2 separate regions of the Homo sapiens genome follow, and region 2 is linked to region 1. A link is an interaction called in ENCODE POLR2A ChIA-PET data of the cell type or tissue named here. Cell type or tissue: K562. All regions are shown on one strand. Region 1 overlaps TECR (trans-2,3-enoyl-CoA reductase). Region 2 overlaps ADGRE3 (adhesion G protein-coupled receptor E3).

Region 1 (2,500 bases):
TTGCACCCTGGGAACCCTGAGAAGCTGGCACAGTGGCTGGGCAGCGGACCGGCTGAGCCCTGCCAGGCTGTGGGCTGTAACTGCCCTGTTCTCCCCGCAGATCCGCAGTGGTACCCCGCCCGCCAGTCCCTCCGCCTGGACCCCAGTGAGTACAGCTGTCCACTCGGCCCGCCCCCTGGGCTCCTGGGTGGCAGTGGGAGAAGGCCCGGGTAGCCCCTGAGCCCTGGCCCGCCTCTCTGCAGAGGGCAAGTCCCTGAAGGATGAGGATGTTCTGCAGAAGCTGCCCGTGGGCACCACGGCCACACTGTACTTCCGGGACCTGGGGGCCCAGATCAGCTGGGTGACGGTGAGTCCTGACCCTACCCACGGCCTCTTTTCCCGTCAGCCACGTTGGGTGACTCATCTTGCCCCCCTCTACTCTCAGGTCTTCCTAACAGAGTACGCGGGGCCCCTTTTCATCTACCTGCTCTTCTACTTCCGAGTGCCCTTCATCTATGGCCACAAATATGACTTTACGTCCAGTCGGCATACAGTGGTGCAGTAAGTGGGGCAGGTGGGAGGAGGGTAGGGGAAGGCAGAAGACCTGCCGGACCAGCCCCAGCTGAGCCTGCTCCCCCCGACCAGCCTCGCCTGCATCTGTCACTCATTCCACTACATCAAGCGCCTGCTGGAGACGCTCTTCGTGCACCGCTTCTCCCATGGCACTATGCCTTTGCGCAACATCTTCAAGGTGAGAGCCCGTCCCCGCCTCACCCCTAAGCCCCGCCTTTCTGCCCCACCCCGCCCCGCCCCCACCGAGCCCCACCCCAAGGCCCTTCCTGTCTGCCACTACGCCCCAGCAGAGCCCTACCCCTAGGCCCCGCCTAACCTCCCCAGCCCCGCCCTCGCAGAGCCTCTAGACCCCGCCCGTCCTCCCCAGCCCCGCCCCCGTCGGGCCCCTAGGCCTGCCTATCCACCCTAGTCCCACCCCTAGGCACCGCCTATCCCCCCAGCCCCGCCCCTGCAGAGCCCCGCCCCAGTTTCACCCCTAGGCCCCTCCTGTCCACCACGCCCTCACAGAGCCCTGCCCTAGCCTCACCCCTTGGCCCCGCCTATCCTCCCCAGCCCCGCCCCAAGGCCCCTCCTGTCCTTTCCCACCATGCTCCCAGGCCCCTCGGGATGAGACATGGGCAGCATCTGCCTTGTCCGGTGCTGGCCCAAGTCCCATCCCTGCCCTGCTCCCTTTCAGAACTGCACCTACTACTGGGGCTTCGCCGCGTGGATGGCCTATTACATCAATCACCCTCTCTACACTCCCCCTAGTAAGTGGCCTCAGACCATCCTTCCCTCCCCCACGGTCCCCACCCAGCGGGTCCTCCCCTCATGGGCTCCCCTCCCTGCTTCCTCTTCAGCCTACGGAGCTCAGCAGGTGAAACTGGCGCTCGCCATCTTTGTGGTAAGGAGGCTGGGTGTGGGGACGGGGTCGGGGGAGTCTGGGCGGCCCTAGGCTGATCCTGCTTCTCTGACAGATCTGCCAGCTCGGCAACTTCTCCATCCACATGGCCCTGCGGGACCTGCGGCCCGCTGGTGAGTGCCTGCTGGGGGCAGGGGGACAGCTGGGCTGGGTGAGGGGGTCTGACTTTCTCCTTCTGTCCTGCCTGCCAGGGTCCAAGACGCGGAAGATCCCATACCCCACCAAGAACCCCTTCACGTGGCTCTTCCTGCTGGTGTCCTGCCCCAACTACACCTACGAGGTGAGGGGCTGCCTTACCCCTCTCTGCCCTGGGACTTGGGGTCCCATGTGGAGGGACCAGCCCCTAGGATGGGGCGCCTGGCTGGGCAGCTGCTTTTGCCGCCTGCACTGCGAGCATTGGGAGGTGGAGACCGCGGCCTCTCTGCTGTGGTGGCGGGGAGGCGTGTGCCGCTGGGCTTCCGCCGTATACAGCCCCGCCTCCGCTGGAATTGGGTTCCCATCCCTGACTCAGAAAGCAGGGGCGGCGGGAGGTGGCTGGCTGAGTCCAGGACAGCCACATACACGGGTTGCGAGGCTGCCCACGCTCACTCTCCGCCCCTGCCCACAGGTGGGGTCCTGGATCGGTTTCGCCATCATGACGCAGTGTCTCCCAGGTGAGCCTGCCGCCCTCCCTCGGCGGGGCCCTGCCCCTCCGGGCCGGCAGCCCCTCCCTGACGCCCGTTCTTTCCTGCAGTGGCCCTGTTCTCCCTGGTGGGCTTCACCCAGATGACCATCTGGGCCAAGGGCAAGCACCGCAGCTACCTGAAGGAGTTCCGGGACTACCCGCCCCTGCGCATGCCCATCATCCCCTTCCTGCTCTGAGCGCTCACCCCTGCTGAGGCTCAGCCCCTCAACCCGGTGGCATTCTGGGGGAGGAGTGGGGCCCACAGCTCTCCAGCACCCGGAATAAAGCCCGCCTGCCCCAGTCGGACTCGGGCTCTGTGTGTTTCTTTCCGGGGTTGGGGACCACCACACTGCCCTTCACTCTCTCCCCACTCTCGCGTCGGA
Region 2 (2,500 bases), 96 kb after region 1:
AGCTTTGTTTTAATACTGAACATTTTATCTTAAGAGTTCAAGAACTTTGACTTACAACCCTGAGTCTAGAATATGTTTGTTATAGGAAACCGTATTTATTGTAGAAAACTGCCCTTTTGAACCAAAGCTGCACACTTTATCATTGGGTGGGGGTGTCTGTTGCTTAGAGCTGCCAGCCTTGGTAATAACGAACCCCAAATGGGCTCAGTCTTTATAAAAGGACGGTGCAGACCTCTTAACATTAGGAAAACAACCAAAGGCATTTTCCTTTTTTGTAAAATAAGACAAGTTTAAGAGATTAACATCAGAACCCAGGTAGAATCACAGTCTGCTTCTACACTGTCAATAGAGGTGCGCATTGCTTAGTAAAAGACAGATTTATGGCTGAGTGCTGTGGCTTATGCCTATAATCCCAGCACTTTGGGAGGCCAAGGCAGAAGGATCGCTTGAGACCAGGAGTTTGAGATCAGCCTGGGCGACATAGTGAGAACCCCATCTCTACAAAAAATGAATAAATTAGCCAGGTATGGTGGCTCATACCTATAATCTCAGCCACTCAGGAGGCTGAGGTGGGAGGATTGAGCCTGGAAGTTCAAGGCTGCAGTGTGCAATGATTGTGCCACTGTACTCCAGCCTGGGTGACAGAGTGAGACCCCATCTCTTAAAAAAAAAAAAAGTTTCTCTCTTATTATCCCTACGGTAGTCAATACCTCATGGGTGGTCTACCAAGTCTCATCTCTTTTCTCATATAGACTTTCCCATCCATGTTTTCCATGGGAGTGGTCATGTTTACATGACACAGTATCTCTCCCTGGACACGGATCCACGGGTGCACATGGGGCTCAAACTGGGCCAATGTATTCATTCCCAAAGAATTTGCAATGGGGTCTCAGAGAGAGAGTCAACTGATCTCTCTTTGGTTGGTTGGGGCAAAAAAAATGGTAAGATCTGGAGCGGGTTGGTGGTCATATTTCCTTTTTTTTTTTTTTTTTTTTTTGAGACAGAGTTTCACTCTGTCACCCAGGCTGGGGTGCAGTGGCGGGATCTTGTCTCACTGCCACCTCTGCTTCCCAGGATCAAGCAATTCTTGTGCTTCACCCTCCTGAGAAGCTGGGATTACAGGCACCCGCCACCACACCCAGCTAATTTTTGTATTTTTAGTAGAAATGGGGTTTCGCCATGTTGGCCATGCTGGTCTTGAACTCCCGGTCTCGAGTGATCTACCCGCCTTGGCCTCCCAAAGTATTGGGATTACAGGCGTGAGCCACCCCTCCCAGCCGGTGGTCATATTTTCTGTCCTGTGGTCTAGGAAGCAGAGAAAGCCAGCCTGCAGTGAAAGAGAAGGAAGGAGCAGATCCAAAGATGATTAGAGACAGGGACTAGGAGATGCACCCTGGGGGTGTTGAGTTCCCAGTTTTAGTTAATTCCAGAAGCCCAGCTGCATTCCTGTCCTTGCAGGGCATGGCTACGCATCGTTTTCATAAACCCATTTTTTGGCCTGTTAGCCTGAGTGAGTTTCTCTTCCTTGCAATTCAAAGAATGTGGTCTCAATCACCACCTTGTCACATCCTCCATCTCCAAACTATAGTTCCCTTTCTCACCCCCTTATTTCCCTCAACTTGAACTTCCTTCTTTCCTTGTAGTTCCCTGCAGAAAATAAAAACCACATCCTGGTCCCACAACAAATACGTCTTTTCTGATGTTAGATTCAATAAAAAATGAGGAAGGACTGCCGCCTGTAAAAAGTCCCAGCACTTTGGGAGGATGAGGAGCGTGGATCAAGAAAAATTAGCTGGGCGTCGTGGTGCACGTCTGTAATCTCAGCTACTTGGGAGGCTGAGACAGGAGAATCGCTTGAGCCCGGGAGGCGGAGGTTTCAGCCACTGCACTCCAGCCTGGGCTACAGAGCGAGACTCTGTCTCAAAACAAAACAAAACAAAACAAACAAACAAAAAAACAACAACAGAGGAAGGAAGGCAGGAGGACAAAAATGTTCTTACCCTGACAGGTGTTCTCATTGGAATTACTGAATTGTTCATTCCCAGAATGCAGTCTATATCCTGGGACACATTGACAGTAGAAACTTCCTTCGACATTGTAACACACAGCGTTAAATCCACAATATACACTATAGGGTGGTGTACATTCATTAATGTCTGGAACACAAAGAAGCAATTGGGTCATTCATTCAGCAAAGATTTATTGAGCAGCTACTATGTGTCAGGAGTTGTGCTCTTTCCCCCATGGTCTGTCCTGGCTTTCCGAGACAAATCAGTTTAGGTAATGGTTATCTTGGTTTTTCGCTTTCTTCATTGACTTTGGTGGGGTTCTCCAGGAAGCAGACAATGAGACGAGAATATAAGTACTTTATTTGGGAGGGGATCCCAGGAAACACTGAGAGGGCAGTCGCGAAATGAAACAAGAAACTATCTTTTCTTTTTGAGACGGAGTCTTGCTCTGTCATCCATGCTGGAGTGCAATGGCAGGATCTGGGTTCACT

The links. ChIA-PET counts read pairs that join two places held together with the same protein. Peaks named below come from ENCODE experiments on the same cell type or tissue, not always from the same donor. Only the 100,000 strongest peaks of a DNase experiment are listed, where the experiment ranks them.
Region 2: POLR2A ChIA-PET joins it to region 1 with 5 read pairs; 6 of 35 experiments call an interaction of 5 or more read pairs at or near these places.

What each region holds. Positions count from the first base shown.
Region 1 is chr19:14,563,558-14,566,057 of GRCh38, forward strand. It overlaps TECR (trans-2,3-enoyl-CoA reductase), which reads left to right. Exons shown (of 13, transcript NM_138501.6): 4 at 101-145; 5 at 243-346; 6 at 425-540; 7 at 625-730; 8 at 1,229-1,301; 9 at 1,392-1,435; 10 at 1,509-1,566; 11 at 1,645-1,733; 12 at 2,061-2,106; 13 at 2,187-2,423. The coding sequence ends at 2,314. Among named protein-coding and RNA genes, the nearest start is that of NDUFB7, 7.3 kb to the right of the region's middle. RefSeq lists enhancers at 1-93, 1,710-2,500 and a silencer at 983-1,132. In K562, no CTCF peak of the experiment used is centred here; DNase peaks (open chromatin) are centred at 944 and 1,353.
Region 2 is chr19:14,659,963-14,662,462 of GRCh38, forward strand. ADGRE3 (adhesion G protein-coupled receptor E3) reads right to left here. Exons shown (of 16, transcript NM_032571.5): 4 at 2,001-2,156. Among named protein-coding and RNA genes, the nearest start is that of ADGRE3, 14 kb to the right of the region's middle. In K562, no CTCF peak of the experiment used is centred here; no DNase peak of the experiment used is centred here; H3K27me3 peaks cover 749 bases.